2 separate regions of the Homo sapiens genome follow, and region 2 is linked to region 1. The links are chromatin loops, found by intact Hi-C in ENCODE. Cell type or tissue: CD14-positive monocyte. All regions are shown on one strand.

The links. Hi-C counts contacts between places; a loop is a spot of excess contacts. Peaks named below come from ENCODE experiments on the same cell type or tissue, not always from the same donor. Only the 100,000 strongest peaks of a DNase experiment are listed, where the experiment ranks them.
Region 2: a loop joins it to region 1, with 2.4 times the contacts of the local background. A loop is called at or near these places in 2 of 110 quality-filtered maps.

The regions. Positions count from the first base shown.
Region 1 is chr3:69,321,020-69,329,019 of GRCh38, reverse strand. The region is part of intron 1 of FRMD4B (FERM domain containing 4B); the gene reads left to right. Among named protein-coding and RNA genes, the nearest start is that of FRMD4B, 61 kb to the left of the region's middle. In CD14-positive monocyte, CTCF peaks have their summits at 4,252 and 4,460 (motif pointing left); DNase peaks (open chromatin) are centred at 1,969, 4,199 and 7,219; H3K4me3 peaks cover 2,863 bases; H3K27ac peaks cover 2,480 bases.
Region 2 is chr3:69,209,115-69,217,114 of GRCh38, reverse strand. It overlaps FRMD4B (FERM domain containing 4B), which reads left to right. Exons shown (of 23, transcript NM_015123.3): 11 at 766-852. Among named protein-coding and RNA genes, the nearest start is that of LMOD3, 91 kb to the right of the region's middle. In CD14-positive monocyte, no CTCF peak of the experiment used is centred here; a DNase peak (open chromatin) is centred at 4,514; H3K4me3 peaks cover 351 bases; H3K27ac peaks cover 3,525 bases.

The DNA.
Region 1 (8,000 bases):
AGAATTTAGGATGAGTCCATAGAGTAAAGTGAAAGCAAGTTTATTAGAGAAGTAAAGAAACAAAAGAATGGCCACTCCATAGGCAGAGCAGCACCGAGAGCTGCTAGATGGCTATTTTTATGATTATTTCTTGATCATATGCTAAACAAGGGGTGGGTTATTCATGAATTTTCCAGGAAACAGGCAGGCAGTTCCCAGAAGTGAGGGTTCCTTCCCTTTTTAGACAATATAGGGTAACTTCTGGATGTTGCCATGGCATTTGTAAACTGTCATGGTGCTGGTGAGAGTGTCTTAAAGCATGCAATTGCATTATAATTAGTGTATAATGAGCAGTGAGGACTACCAGAGGTCTTTTTTCATCACCATCTTGGTTTTGGTGGGTTTTGGCTGGCTTCTTTGCTGTGTCCTGTTTTATCAGCTGAGTCTTTATGACCTGTATCTTGTGATACCAGCCCTGCTGACCTCCTATCTCATCCTGTGACTAAGAATGCCTGACCTCCTGTGAATGCAGCCCAGTAGGTCTCAGCCTTATTTTACCCAGGTCCTATTCAAGATGGAGTCACTCCAGTGCAAACACCTCTGACACAACCAGCTCTGGGGAAAAAGGGACACTGATTTGCAACACTTGCCATTTTCTGTGGTGTAAATACTCTCACCTTGACTGACTTACTGATCTGGGAAGAGACGAGCAGTAGCATATCATTAAATGGTGTTACTTCCATGCAGATTCAATAACCACAAGAGCAAAGGTCATAGTAAATGTAGTAAAACAATTGGAAAGTGAAGAGTTTTATTACCTTTGCTTTTAATGCGATTTATTTCATTGTAAGTTCATATTAGTTGTACCTAACAACCAGCTTGAAAATGGGACAGTGGGCTTTCGTGAGTGGCCAAGAGCCAGCTCTCCACCACCATTCTGTCTCTCAAAAGATCTTTCCTCCCAGTTATGTTCCCTGGTGCTTGCCAATAAATCTTTTTTTTCTTAACTCCTTTTTCATATTTCTATGTTCTCCTGACCTGTGGCTTCCAGTTTTGTTGTTTTGTTTTAATCGTTGAATCCCACATTGGCTTCAAAAAGAGTCTGAATCCCATTTAAAAACACAGCCTGCATTAGGTGACAAGGAAGCTTCATGACTAAATAATATAAGCCTGTAAGTTGAGAGGAAATATTTCTTCTGTGACAGTGAAACAAGTCCTGGATGTTAAGATTAAGAATTTTTCTATATGTCCCAAATGAGTTTGACTTTTCTGTTTTTACAATTTGGTGATGCTTTTCTAAAACCCTTACCCAAATATGATGTTTCTACCAACAAATCAGAGATAGGCTAGGACTCTGGACCTAATACAATCCGTTTGTTTTAATTATAAACTCCCTAAGGAGGACTTATTTCAGCCTCTACCTATACATGAGTCACAAAAAATAAAGAGACTTGGAAAAGCATAAATCAGAGACATTCTAACAGGGTTGACGAAAAATTGAAACATGAAAACCCTGAGAGTAAGCATGTACTCCATAATTAATGTAAAGTTGATTCTGATTTTCTAATTAATTTTTGCTAATTCTTAGGTTCTCAGGACGATGTATGTGATTTGTTTGCTTTGTGAGTGGCTTCCATTGAGCCCAGGATTTCCAAATGTATTATACCGTGAATAGGCAATACCTAGAATATCTTTAAATTACAAGTACTGCAGTTTATTTTCAATATCTCTTCACACAAGTTACACTTGAGACTTTTAAGTCTTTGAAAGACGCAGTACTTTTTTACTCCTTCCTACAGGTTGTTTTTCACGGGAAAAGAGAAAACTGACAGTTGGCAAAGCAAAAAGTTTCCAAACCACAGGGTGTCTGCTGCTTGCATACTCACTGAAGCCAAAATTTCCATTTTCTACAAGGCAACTGGAGAACTTTCATTTCTGGTTAACCTGAACTGCAGATGAAAATGAAAATCCCCCCACCCCCAACCCACAGGCTGTGCTCTCAGCTTTTCTTAGTTCCATTTTTGTGACTTTTCCTGTTTACAGTATCTGTGCCCTCCCATTTTTTTGTTTTTTTATTTTTGACTCATTGATACTGTACCATGACGTCTAAAAATACAGCCTAACAACTGGTTTTAAGCAACGAGGCTGTTTCTTTCTGGAGAGGAACAGCAGAAATATCCTGCATGTTTTTCTGAAAATAAACATTTGACAGTCTCTTCTTGGTGCCTAACATGAGTTTCTAATTGGAAAAGCACAGTCAGAATATAAAGAGAATCTTGCTTTTCACTGAAGTTTCTTCCATGTAGATATATACCCTGATTTTTCCCTCTCATGTTGTTTGTTGAGCACCTTTTTGAGCTTGGCCTAGCCCCTTATAAACTGTGGGACCTCAGACAAGTCATTCTCAACTTCGTGGAATCTCAGATTATGGAAACTATCTGCTTCACAGGTAGGTTTGAGAGCTCAATGGGGAAAATGTATGTAAAAGCAGATGGCATAGGCAAAGCCATGAACACATATTAACTTGCATTTTATGGAGATGAGAACAAAGGAATGATCTGGTCACAATCAGATAAGGTGTTAGAGTTTACCACCTTCCTTCCCCAGATTTGGACATATGGACAGCTAAAAATGGTGGTTGTAAGTTAGTCTGTTGATTATCACTAGAAAAAATCAGATTGAATGAATCCCCAGCTATTAGGTTTTTGGGTCTCTCCAGGGTTTAACTGGCGGGTTGATTGTCAACTTAAACATGACAGCTTAGTGTCTTAATAATGTAGAAGAGGCTGGGCATGGTGGCTTATGCCTATAATCCCAGCACTATGGGAGGCCGAGGCGGGAGGATCACTTGAGCCCAGGAGTTCAAGACTAGCCTAGGCAACATAGTGAGACCTTATCTCTACAAAAAAAAAAAAAAAAAATTGATTAGCCAGGCATGATGGTGTGCACCTGTAGTTCCATTTACTTGGGAGGCTGTGGTGGGAGGATTGCGTGAGCCCAGGAGGCTGAAGCTACAGTGAGCTATGGTCCACTCCAGCCTGGGTGATAGAGAGAGAGACCTTGTCTCAAATAATAATAATCTAGGAAAACTTTTTTCTTGAGAGAAGTACGCACTTAAGCAAATTAAAATAACCATTTCTGGAGAACAGGATAGTACTCAATAGCTTAGACATTATTTCCACTAATAATAGTACTCACGGCACTAGGGTAAGGATAAACTGGTAATACATGTCAAGCACTTAGCACAGACTCTAACACCTAACCTATACTCAATAAATGGTGTATTACTGATGATACAATTATCATCTGTGCTTTAAGGTAGAGTTTATAATCAGTTCAACCTGCCTTAATACAAGAGGCAAACCCAAATGAGACTGATTTTTTATCCTTTCCATTTCATAGGGGCAGAAACTGAGATTTAGAGAGATACCATGATATTCTCTTAGGTAAATAGCAGGGCTGGGACACAAACTCAAACCTCGTGACTCTAAATCCTGTGTGCTTCTCATTGACACTAGGCTGGTGTCTCCTGATGGCCTTCAGCTCCAGGCTTAATAAGTTGCTTTGCTTCTTTATTTTTCTTTCTTCCTTTAAAACCTGGCTTTTCTTTTCACCAGACTTATCAGATCAGGCTAGAATCTGATAAGGGATTGTCATTTATGAGAATGCCCTCCCCAGGGAATGTCTGCCCGAAGCTGGCTGGAATTGCCTGCCAGGTTGGCATTAGAGCTGCAGCAATGGCCGTCCATTGACTGGCCAGCCTTTCTTGTTTACTTTCTCCCAACCTCTGTAAGGCAGAAAGGAGCATGCAGTTAAATGTTTAGAAAACACCATCAGCCCTCCAGTCTCTACTGGGAGCCACTTGACCAAGAGCAGTGGTCCAATATAAGTTCTCTCCATCAATTAATTTCTTTTCTTTCTTTCTTTCTTTCTTTCTTTCTTTCTTTCTTTCTTTTTTTTTTTTTAGACAGTATCTCACTGTTGCCCAGGCTGGAGTACAGTGGCACAGTTATGGCTCACTGCAACTCGAAACACCTGGGCTCAAGTGATCTTCCTGCCTCAGCCTCTCAAGTACATAGGACTACAGGTACACGCCTGGCTAATTTTTTGTAGAGACAGGGTCTTACCCTGTTGCTCAGGCTGATCTCAGACTCCTGGGCTCAAGCAATCCCCCCCCGCCTCAGCCTTCCAAAACATTAGGGTTACAGGAGGGAACCACCACATCCGGCCTTCTCCATCAATTTCCTCATTTCTCGTGCTTCCTGGGTAAAGAGAAGTGAGTTTTGCACATGCTTAGAACTCAATTCCATTGCCAGTTTATCTACTTCAGAGCCCTTATTATCTGAAAATATCATATTTGTTTAATTGTTACTAGTTTCTTTTTTTCTCCTCACCTCTAAAGCAGTTGTTCTCAAAAGAGGTGATTTTGCGTCCCAGGGGACATTTGGCAAGGTCTGGAGACATATGGGGGAGGATCTACTGACATCTAGTGGGTAGAGGTCAGGGATGCTGTTTAGCACCCTATAGTGCCCAGGACTATGCTCCGCAATAATGAGTTATCTGGCTGCAAATACCAATGAAGTTGAGAACTGTAGGACAAGCTCCAGAGATAATGCCCTTTCAGTCTTATTGGCTGGTATATAATAGTGCCAAGAACAGTGCTTGCACTTAGAGAGTGCTCAGCACATATTGGTTAAGTGAATGAATGAACACATAATCCAGAGCTTTTCCACACTGAATTAATTACATGTGTGCTAGGCTACATCTTAAGCCCAGAGTAATATGGAGTCAGGTCCAGGAGGCCACATAACTGACAAATATCATCCTGTACCCTGAGTGTTCACATATGCATGACACAGCCATGGAAGCATCCCAACAGGTGGAGATTAATTCCATCCTGACTGCCCAAGGAAGATCAATAGCAAACATAGACACCATTTTTAGCAGCTGCCCATATTTCATCAGTGTGGGGCCAGGAAGTAGCCAAGGGATGGTGATTGTAAAACCTTTCTCTTCTTCTGGCCTTGCTTCGAGACAGTGGCCTGAACCAGCCAACTCTGGTTTGGTGAGTCTGGATCAAGCTTTTCAGAGCAGTGTTAGGCTTCGCAATCAAGGTGATACATTAAGTGCCTAAACTACATGTGATTTAATATATAGGATGTATGAGATAGGAAATACTTTGTACTGAAGTAATATAGCCCTTAAGAGCATGGATTCTGGAGTCAGAACACCTAGGTTTACATCCTACTCTGCCTCTTCCTGGCCCTATGACCTTGTAAGGTGGGTCAGCCATGTACCTTTTCTGAGCCTCAATTTTCTCATCCATAAAATGAAGCTAGTAATGGAATCCACCTTACAGAGTTCTTATGAAAATTCATTTAAAACGCATATATATATATATATATATATATATATATATATATATATATATACACAGAGAGAGAGAGAGAGAGTTGGGTTTTTGTTTTGTTTTTTTGAGACAGAGTCTCGCTGTGTCGCCCAGGCTGGAGTGCAGTGGTGCGACCTCAGCTCACTGCAACCTCCACCCACTGGGTTCAAGCAATTCTGCCTCAGCCTCCCAAGTAGCTGGGATTACAGCATGCGCTACCATGCCGAGCTAATTTTTTTGTATTTTTAGTAGAGAGGGGGTTTCACCATATTGGCCAGGCTGGTCTCAAATTCCTGACCTCAGGTGATCTGCCCACCTCAGCCTCCCAAAGTGCTGGGATTACAGGCATGAGCCACCACGCCCGGCCATAAAAGGCCCTTTGTATATAAATGAAAGGATTTGGGATAGTTATCAGGCACACAGTCAGCAGCTGTTATCTTTGTTAGCATTTCTCTTAAGGCATGTTACTCAATTACTCAATTTCAGCTTTGGCAAACTGAATTCTCCTCTTCTTTGTCATTCCTCCCCTCTTCCCTCATTTCATTTTCCTTTCCTCCTTTGCTTCTTTTACACTGCCTGCTTTTCTCCCTCCCTCATTGTCTTTTTCCTTCTCCACTTCCAGTGAACCTGCAAGAGATGTACAGGAGTCCTACTTTGGTACGACTGATGGAACCTGAGATTCTACCCAACTTTATCACTGTATGACCAGGCACCACTTAACCTCTGTGCACTTCAGTTTGGTCATCTATGAAATCTAAACAGAAATCTCATGCCCATAACCCCATCACTTCAAGAGGCCAACGTGGGAAAAAATTGCTTGAGTCCAGGAGTTCGAGACCAGCCTGGGCGATACAGCAAGACCCCATCTCTACAAAAAAATAGAAAAAGTTAGCCAGGTGTGGTGGCACATGCCTGTGGTCCCAGCTATTCAGGAGGCTGAGGTGGGAGGACTGCTTGAGCCCAGCAGGTCGAGGCTGCAGTGAGTCATGTTCATGCCACTGTACTCCAGCCTGGGCAACAGAGCAAGACCCTGTCTCAAAAAAAAAAAAAAAAAAAAGAGAGAGAGAAAAATCTAAACAATGACTCTCCCTGGTAGGGTTGTTAGCAACATGAAAGAAGTCACTACACATGTGAAGCACTCCATACTCGTGTGACATGTAGTAAGTGTTTGCTAGAAGCTAGGAGAATCATTTATTGACACTTAAAAAAGAAGTCTCCAGTGATTGCACATTGGGAGGGTAGGCACTGTCTTGAAAGAACTTGAGGGAAAATCACAGCTGACTCCATTTGGAGACATCTGTGTCAGTCTAGGCCATTCTCTGAACGGGAGTGTCAATAGCTCATATTCAGTCAACACCCAGAGATGATATAAAGGGGCCCTGTTCAGCTAGGGTTGACATCATTAGGGTGAAATATAAAACTCCATCCACTCAATAGATCCCAAAGTAAGAACGTCCTAGATACATCCTTCTCCCGCTCTCCAGTTCCTCCAGAATATCTCATCTGATGAGGAGTTTAATAACACACCTTGTTCTCTGGGTGGAAAGAGTGTTTTTTATGTGTGAGTTTTTCTGGGCCAGGGCTTGGGAGTTGCCTGGAAAATCCTCGCTTTGGATTGTGCTCTGTCTGTTTAAATCATTTGTGAGCCAGACGCAATGGCTCACAGCTGTAATCCCAGCACTTTGGGAAGCCAAGGCAGGAGGACTACTTGAGCCTGGGGGTTGAAGACAAGCCTGGGCAACATAGTGAGATCTCCATCTGTACAAAAAATTAGCCAGGTGTGGTGGCACTTGCCTATAGTCCCAGCTATTCGGGAGGCTGACGTGGAAGAATCACTCAAGTTGGGGAAGTCAAGACTGCAGTGAGTCATGGTTGTGCCACTGTACTCCAGCCTGGGTGACAGAGTGAGACCCTGTGTAGAAAAAAAAAAAATCATTTGTGAATGTATTTCAGTGTTAGCTGTGTCTGGGTTCTGAACAGTTAAGACATTTCTTAACTCAGCAGATATTTATATACCACGGTCTCACCGTGTGCCAGGCACTGTTCTAGGCCCTGCGGAGACAGTGGTGAACAAAGCAATAAAGCTCTTAGACAGTTTTGGACCACTGTAGGGCTCAATTGGAATTATGGAACCTGCCTAGATAGCTGGGTTTTCACCCTTCCAGATGGCAGATTTCACTCTAGAAGGTGACCGCACAGAAAATCCTGAGGAGGCATTTTTATGAAGCAGGCCCTTTCTCACTAGGCTTTCGAAAAGGTCAAAAGGAATAAGGGAGAGAGAGAGAAGAAAAATTTTTAAAAAGGCTTGCTGCTTCCTTACCAATTTCATATGTTTCTGTTCCAAAGAACAACTAAAGCAAAGCCGAAGTAGGCTACGATTTTGGTCTTTTTTTGTAGCTATTTCCTGTTGCCTTGTAAGACGACCCCGTTGTTATGAGTGGTTCCATACTGCCCTGTCTTGAATTGCCTTTTGGTTTCTTACCAACCCACTCTCCTCTCTCATCTCCTAAACCAGGCAGTGGGATTGGGGGCCAGGGTGGGGGAGTGTGTTCTCATAAAGACTTGAACCCCACTATGGGCTGCCGCATCAGGGCCCTCTTTGAAACCAGAGGTCTGGCTTATAGCCAATTCT
Region 2 (8,000 bases), 110 kb after region 1:
TGTTCATTGTTAATTGTTTTATAAACATCAGGAATTGGAACCACTTTTCTCATCTTTGTAATTCTTTGGAAACGTCCCCAACCTTTTATAACTGGTTACTAATTAAGAGGCAAAGAGCTTTTTTTTTTTTAATGGATAACTGGCTTTTTACTGGATTAATTCTTAGTTGAATTACTTACATTTTATTTATTTTCTCCAACTGTTTAATCAAAACAGTAATGCTTTACTCTTTTTGATGGTATTAACAGTCCTGGACTATTTCAACTTAAAGATTTTATTTGAAGAAACTCCAAGTAGGTGTTTTAATAACAAGTTAGGTTTTTAAATGTTTTGTTTATCAAGACAGCTTTATTTTGACTTGCTGATACTTGTTAAGAGGTGAAATTGCCAGGTGTGGTGGCTCACACCTATAATCCCAGCACTTTGGGAGGCTGAGGTGGGTGGATCATGAGGTCAGGAGATCAAGACCATCCTAGCCAACATAGTGAAACCCCGTCTCTACTAAAATACAAAAAAATTAGCCAGGCATGGTGGTGCACACCTGTAATCCCAGCTGCTAGGGAGGCTGAGGCAGGGGAATTGCTCAAACCCAGAGGCAGAGATTGCAGTGAGCCGAGATCATGCCACTGCACTCCAGCCTGGTGACAGAATGAGACTCCGTCTCAAAAAAAAAAAAAAAAAAAAAGAGGTGAAATTGGTAAATTTTATTCACTTCTAGAAGAGTTAACAGCTAGGTCTTGGTTCTCATGCTTTTTCATCTTCTAGGATAAGCAAGGACTTCCTTGGTGGCTTGGAATAAGCTATAAGGGAATTGGCCAATATGATATACAAGACAAGGTGAAGCCTCGGAAGGTAAGTGTGGATCACTTTAGGAGAACTTTGAACTGTTCAAAACATGTTAATCACAACATAGTTGAAAAGCACACACCATTAGGTTGTTGGGGTTTTTTTGGTTTTTTTTGAGATGGAGTCTCACTTTGTCGCCCAAGCTGGAGTGCAGTGGGCTGATAGTGGCTCACTGCAACCTCCACCTCCTGGGTTCAAGCGAGTCTCCTGCCTCAGCCTCCCAAGTAGCTGGGATTACAGGCACACGCCACCACACCCGGCTAATTTTTGTACTTTTAGTAGAGACGGGGTTTTGCCATGTTGGCCAGGCTGGTCTCAAACTTCTGACCTCAAGTGATCTGCCCACCTTGGCCTCCCGAAATGCTGGGATTATAGGCGTGAGCCACAAGCACACACCATTAGGTTTCTATTTTATGTTAGTATGAACAGGATGATGCCATTTATTTTATAAATTTTATATGTACATTTATGCATATACATATTTGAATTGGATGGTAGACATATAAATGAATAATAAAGACATGACCCAAAAGTTTTGGTGCTAGTGATCTCTCAATGATGCAGGTATAAGTCTTCTTTCTTCTGCTGCTATTATCTCTGTTTCACCATTTTCTGCAGTGAACATGTCTGCTTTTTGTAGAGAAAAATCAGTTGTGTGCTATTTATGAAAGGGTCACAGGCCAGGCATGGTGACTCCTGTCTGTAATCCCAGCACTTTGGGAGGCCAAGGTGGGTGGATCAGAAGGTCAGGAATTTGAGACCAGCCTGGCCAACAAGGTGTAACCCCGTCTCTACTAAAAATACAAAAATTAGCCACGTGTAGTGGCAGGCATCTGTAATCCTAGCTACTCGGGAGGCTGAGGCACGAGCATTGCTTGAATCTGGGAGGCAGAGGTTGCAGTGAGACAAGATTGTGCCACCGCACTCCAGCCTGGGCAACAGAGAGAGACTCCATCTCAAAAAAAAAAAAAAAAAAAAAAAAAAGAGGGTCACAATCTATCAGATTTGGATTTCCAGGGTTAAATAACTAACATTAATGTCCATTTAAAATTTTACTATGAAGCTGTTTTTTTAAAAAAATTCATTATTAGCTGGGTGCGGTAGCTCACACCTGTAATCCCAGCACTTTGGGAGGCTGAGTCGGGTGGGTTGCCTGAGCTCAGGAGTTTGAGATCAGCCAAGGCAACAAGGTGAAACCCCGTCTCTACTAAAATACAAAAAATGAGCTGGGCATAGCGGCATGCGCGTATAGTCCCAGCTCCTCGGGAGGCTGAGGCAGGAAAATTGCTTGAACCTGGGAGGCAGAGGTTGCAGTGAGCCGAGATCACGCCACTGCACTTCAGCCTGGGCGACAGGGTGAGACTTCATCTCAAAAAAAAAAAAAATTCATTATTATTATTATTTTTTGAGATGGAGTCTCGCTGTGTTCCCTTGGCTGGAGTGCAGTGGCCTGATCACAGGTCACTGCAGCCTCGATTTCCCTGGCTCAAGCAATCCTTCCACCTCAGCCTCCCAAGTAGCTTGGACTACAGACACATGCTACCATGCCCAGATCATTTTTAGAAAGTTTTTTGCAGAGACAAAGTCTGACTATTTTTCCCAGACTGGTCTTGAACTCCTGGGCTCAAGCGATCTTCCCACCTTAGCCTCCCAAAGTGCTGGGATTACAGGCACGAGCCACTGTGCTCAGCTGAATCTGCTTCTCTTGATCCAAGCTCAAGTGTACAACACGTTTTTGCCCATATTAGAGTTGAAGAATCCATATAGATCACCATGCAGCTGCTCTTGGCTTCCTTTGGTATGACAGTGACATCAAGACTGACTCATGCTGCCCTGGTTGGTTTTGCCACTCTCCCTGTGCCATCCTGCCATCACTGAAAGCACAGGAGTAAAACAATGGCCTCTAATAACAGACCATGGTCAGCTACCTGCATTATCACAACCTGACATCACAGCCTTAAATAACTCCTGTAATTTCCATCTGTCTCTTGCTTTCATGTGTGTTAGAAAAACAGCCAATCTCTTTATAAAACAGCCCTATAATCATACGTACTCTTCATCTTCTAAGTGTCCATGCAGCTTGAATCATTGCACACAGTCTTCTATGAGTTATGAAAATAAATAAAACCCCCTCTTTTCCCCATTTTATGGTTGTGAAACTGACACAGATAACACAAAAGGGTAGATTAGGGAAAGCCATATCCCCTCTGCCACCCACCTCCAATACTGATCCAGCTTTCCTGGATCAGGCTAGTAGGGCGTTGAGGCTTCTTACTAGAAATTATTGATAAGGCCGAGGGTGGTGGCTCATGCCTGTAATCCCAGTGCTTTTGGAGGTCAAGATGGGAGGACTACTTAAGGCCAGGAGTTCAAGACCAGCCTGAGCAATGTGACAAGACCCCATCTCTACAAAAAAAAAGAAAAAGAAAACTTAACAAATTAGCCAGGCATGGTGGCAAATGCCTGTAGTCCCAGTTATACAGGAGGCTGAGGTAGAAGGATCACTTGAGCCTGGGAGGTTGAGGCTGCAATGAACTATGATCATGCCACTGCACTCCGGCCTGGGTGACAGAGCAAAACCTTGTGTCAGAAAAAAAAAAAAAAAAATCAATGAAAACAACAGCGCATCATTCAACAAGCAGTAGAGGACAATGAGAGAGCATGTTTGTAATCATACTGTTAACATTTTTATTCTATAAGCTCTGTGACCAAGATCAATTTAAGGAATACTTAATTAATTTCCAGGAGGAGTATAAGTACTATTGTTCCTGCTTATATTTCAAAATTGACTTCTAAAACCTAATTTCTAATCAATAATATTAGAAATGAAGGATACCCAATTTTTTCAAATATTTTTTAAAATCAATTTTATTTATTGTTAGCTTTTTTTTTTTTTTTTACCCAGAGTAAGAAATACTCATGAGGGCAAGGAAGAAAAAATGGCAGCAAACACTACAAAAAAATGCTTTAGGGGAAGAAGTCTTCTGCAATCCCCATTTTTCCTCCATGACAACCAGCAACTGTTAAAAAAATGGTACCAGTTCATTTAGATTTTGTCAGTGTATATTCTAAGCATTTACAAAGACAGAGAAATCTAATATATACAGTGTTTCATACCTTGCCATATTTCTCTAGCTCACTTATAAACCGATTTCTTTTCACTTTTTTAAAGCTGCCTAGTGCTTCATGATGTGGAAATACATAATTTATTTAACCACTTCACTTTTGATGGACATCATACTTGTTTCCATTTGTAGGAGTGGAGAGAGTTTGCAGAGCATAATAAAAAAACCCAGTCAAACAAATACCTTACCCTAGTTTATCTATTTTGCAAGACCAAAATGCTGTCTATCATGTTTTCTTAAGGTAGACCTCACTTGTATTGAGATTTTTTTGCTAACTTATTTCTCTTCTGAATTTTACTTAAGAAATAACACTCAGGAGTCTTACTGGTTTTTCTGAATCTTCCATGTAAAATATTAGGACAACTCACAAGTAATTTATTAGCTAATGTGGCTTGATAAGATTGAGCTTCCAGCAGAATGTAAATGCATCTGCTAACAGCAACCAGGCTTTGTCCCAAAACAGTAGTGAATCAGAATCTGCACAGTAAATATTGCAGTTAATTTCCTCTCCTGTACTTATGACTCACAGGCCTTTCTTTACGTTCACAGTTTCATAGAAATTGGCAAATACTTCTTGACACTGATCATAATCAGTTTTGCTTGTTCATTCCAGAGTCTAGAAAAGGGTCAGAAGCTACTTCCTTTTTTGGATTTGCAGGGTTTTTTTATTTCAGTTCCAAAACATGCCACTCCATTTTTAAAAAGACCCTACACAGTCCATCTTTTGTTATCGCTTTTTTTCTTTTTTTTCTTTTTTTTTTTCTTTTTTTTTTTTTTTTTTTTTGAGACGGGGTTTCGCTCTGTTGCCCAGGCTGGAGTGCAATGGCACGATCTTGGCTCACTGCAACCTCCACCTCCTGGGTTCAAGTGATTCTCCTACCTCAGCCTCCCGAGAAGCTGGGATTACAGGTGCCTGCCACCATGCCTGGCTAATTTTTGTATTTTTAGTAGAGACAGGTTTTCACCATGCTGGCCAAGCTGGTCTCGAACTCCTGACCTCAGGCAATCCACCTGCCTCGGGCCTCCCAAAGTGCTGGGAATACAGGCGTGAGCCACCATGCCCGGCCCATGTTATCACTTTCTTGCCTTCTCTTTCTCCGTTTTTTTTTTTGGGGGGTGTCTACTCTGTGCCATTGTTTATTTCTTCCTTTCTTCTTTTGTTAAAATCTGACAATGGATTTTGCTTCCATATATTTATTTTTTATGTCCAGACAATGTAAGGATTGAGGCTGTTTTACAAGTCCCTCTCCTGGCCTAGTTTGCACAAATGAAAGAATGCATAATTTAAAGGACCATGAGCACAGCCTTCTATTAAAGGAGGATCATGCTTCAGCTGTTTGTGTGGACCTGTGCAGGCTGCAAGTTTACCAATGGACCAGCAGGAATGAAGGTCAAATTGGCAAACTGTAATGAAACAAAGGCTATAATGAGAGGCCTTAAGGTGCTCAGCCTCTTGAGCCACATCCCGTCTTGTTACAATTATGTGGCTTAAAAGCAGGCCAGAAGAAGGGAAATTTACTGAGAATAAGTACTAAGAATAAGAAAACTGATGCCGAAAGGCTGTTTTGAAAAGGAGTTGTTCCAAGATCTCCCAGCAGTGACCTTCAGACCTTTCTGTATCAGTTATCACCTGTGAATGTTAAGGGCAGGGAGGTATTTGTTTGACCTCCCAGGGCATCCAGCAGATGCTCTTCAAGTCTTTTATTTATATGGCTTTTTTTTGCCAGTCTGGGGTGCCAACAAGTTGTTTTCAACCAGTGTGTAGTGTAGTACAGTGATGCAGGGAAAGAGTTTGGGAGACATCCCAACCTCTGCCCCTGGTGTCTATTTACTGTGCCACCTTGAGCATGTTGTTTAATCTCTCTTTAAAAGTGGTTTTCTCATCTGCACAAGGGTATTGCCACCAACTGTGTAGGGTGGTTGTAAGACCTAGAGGACAAATTTAGCACCATAGCTGATACGCCATCATCATTAGTAGTAGTGAGAAGACAGACAATAAAAGAGTATGGGAAATATTCTTGGATCACTGGTTAGAGAGGGACACAACATTGCTACAAGCCCACAGCTTTAGTGTACTAAGAATCCACTCTCAAATTTTCTTTCTTTTTTTTTTTTTTTTTCGAGATGGCATTTCACTCACTCTTGTTGCCCCGGGTGGAGTGCAATGGCACGAGCTCAGCTCAGCTCACTGCAACCCCTGCTTCCCGGGTTCAAGGAATTCTCCTGCCTCAGCCTCCCAAGTAGCTGGGATTACAGGCATGCGCCACCATGCCTGGCTAATTTTGTATTTTTAGCAGAGATGGAGTTTCACCATGTTGGTCAGGCTGGTCTCGAACTCCTGACCTCAGGTGATCCACCTGCCTGAGCCTCCCAAAGTTCTGGGAATAGAGATGTGTGCCACTACACCCGGCCTCCACCCTCAAATTTTCTGTTTTCGGAGATGTGTGAGCACTTCTTTCACCTCCTAATTCATTAAGCATCATGCCTGAAGGTGTGACGCAAATTAAAGGAAAAATTTTTAATCCAAAATTACAAACCACAAACATTCAGGGTATTAAAAATTAAGACAATAAGCAGCTTTACTTTTTAATCCTCCCTTTGTGTATGAATATGTCATTGCAAACTCTTAGAGAATGTGAAAACGTACCAGAACTCAACTGAATTCCAAATGGTAAGACATTTGGACTTAGAGACTGATGAAGTTTCACTTAAAGAAAAAAAAAAAAGCAGCCTTGTGTTCCTTCTAAGTATTTATTGTTCAGTATTTCAAGGAAAAATGTCTGTTCTTCATAAAGAAGCAGACAGTGGGTCAGAGACTGAGCCAAGTATTAGTCTATGTCATGACAGATTTGTATCCCTTCGGCAAATACTTCCCCTGGAAAACCAGAGCCTGTCAGATGGCAGAGATAAAATGACATACTGTCGAGGTGTCCATAGTGGGACAAAATGCTTCTCAAGATAAGTATCTTTTTGCCTTATATCATGCCAAGAAAGACTTGAGGTGAACTTCATCACCACAGGGCATGTGAAGGTGGGAAAAGTCTCTTAGCTTTCTGTTTCTGTCTCTATATATATTGGAATTCCCAAATCCCTAAAGCCAAATGAATTAAGTAACAAGCACAAAAGTCTTCCTGTTTTCTTCTCATACAACTACAAGGTTATTTTATTTAAAGACAGTGACTTGGTTATTTCTTTAAGCACAGCTATCTTGAGCATTTCTAAGCTCTTCTTTCCACCATGACCATACCACCTTGGACCTAGATTAGAAGCTACTTCTGACACTGCTGAAATTCTAGATGAGATTAACTGTAGGAGAAGAGAACATGGGTTGTTCTCTTTCTACATTAATGCCAAATAAAGCATGGTATGGAAGAAAATAATTGGATTTTAGAATGTCAACCAGAGACTGGTCCATCCTGTTTATAAAGTGTGTATCTAAGCTTTAACCACACCAGTAATCAATCTGATTGTTAAAACCTTCTGCAGAGTCAGTGGGAGGAGAACTCCCATCCTACAGCATGGATTTGAAATAAGAACCAGTTCTGCATTTCCACTTACCAGCTGGCTGACTCAGAGCTGTCACTCAACTTTCTGGGCCTTCATTTTTTTCAGCTATCAAATTGAGATAACTCTTGTCTGCTGTCCACCTCACAGATCATTGTGAGGACCCAATGAGTTAGTGAGTTATTTCACTGAGTGGGTTATTTTCCCCTCCACACCATACTTTAATTTATAGAAAGTGTATTGTACAGCATGGTCTTTCTCTTCCCCTCCCATAGTTGATCGCAATTAGAATTTTAAGCAGTTCTCGTAAAACATGGAACTTTTAGAAAATTGGTTAGGTATTGGTGAAGAAGATGGAAAGAGGGAGGCCTAGGCAGGCTCCTCTGTCATTTGGAAAGTACCAACTCTGAGTGCAAGGGCAGCTGGGTGGTATTGTCTCTAGGTGGGTGGCCCTGGGCAAAGCTTTAACTCAAGATGTTCTTTTTTTTTTTTTTTTGAGATGGATTCTCGCTCTGTTGCCCAGGC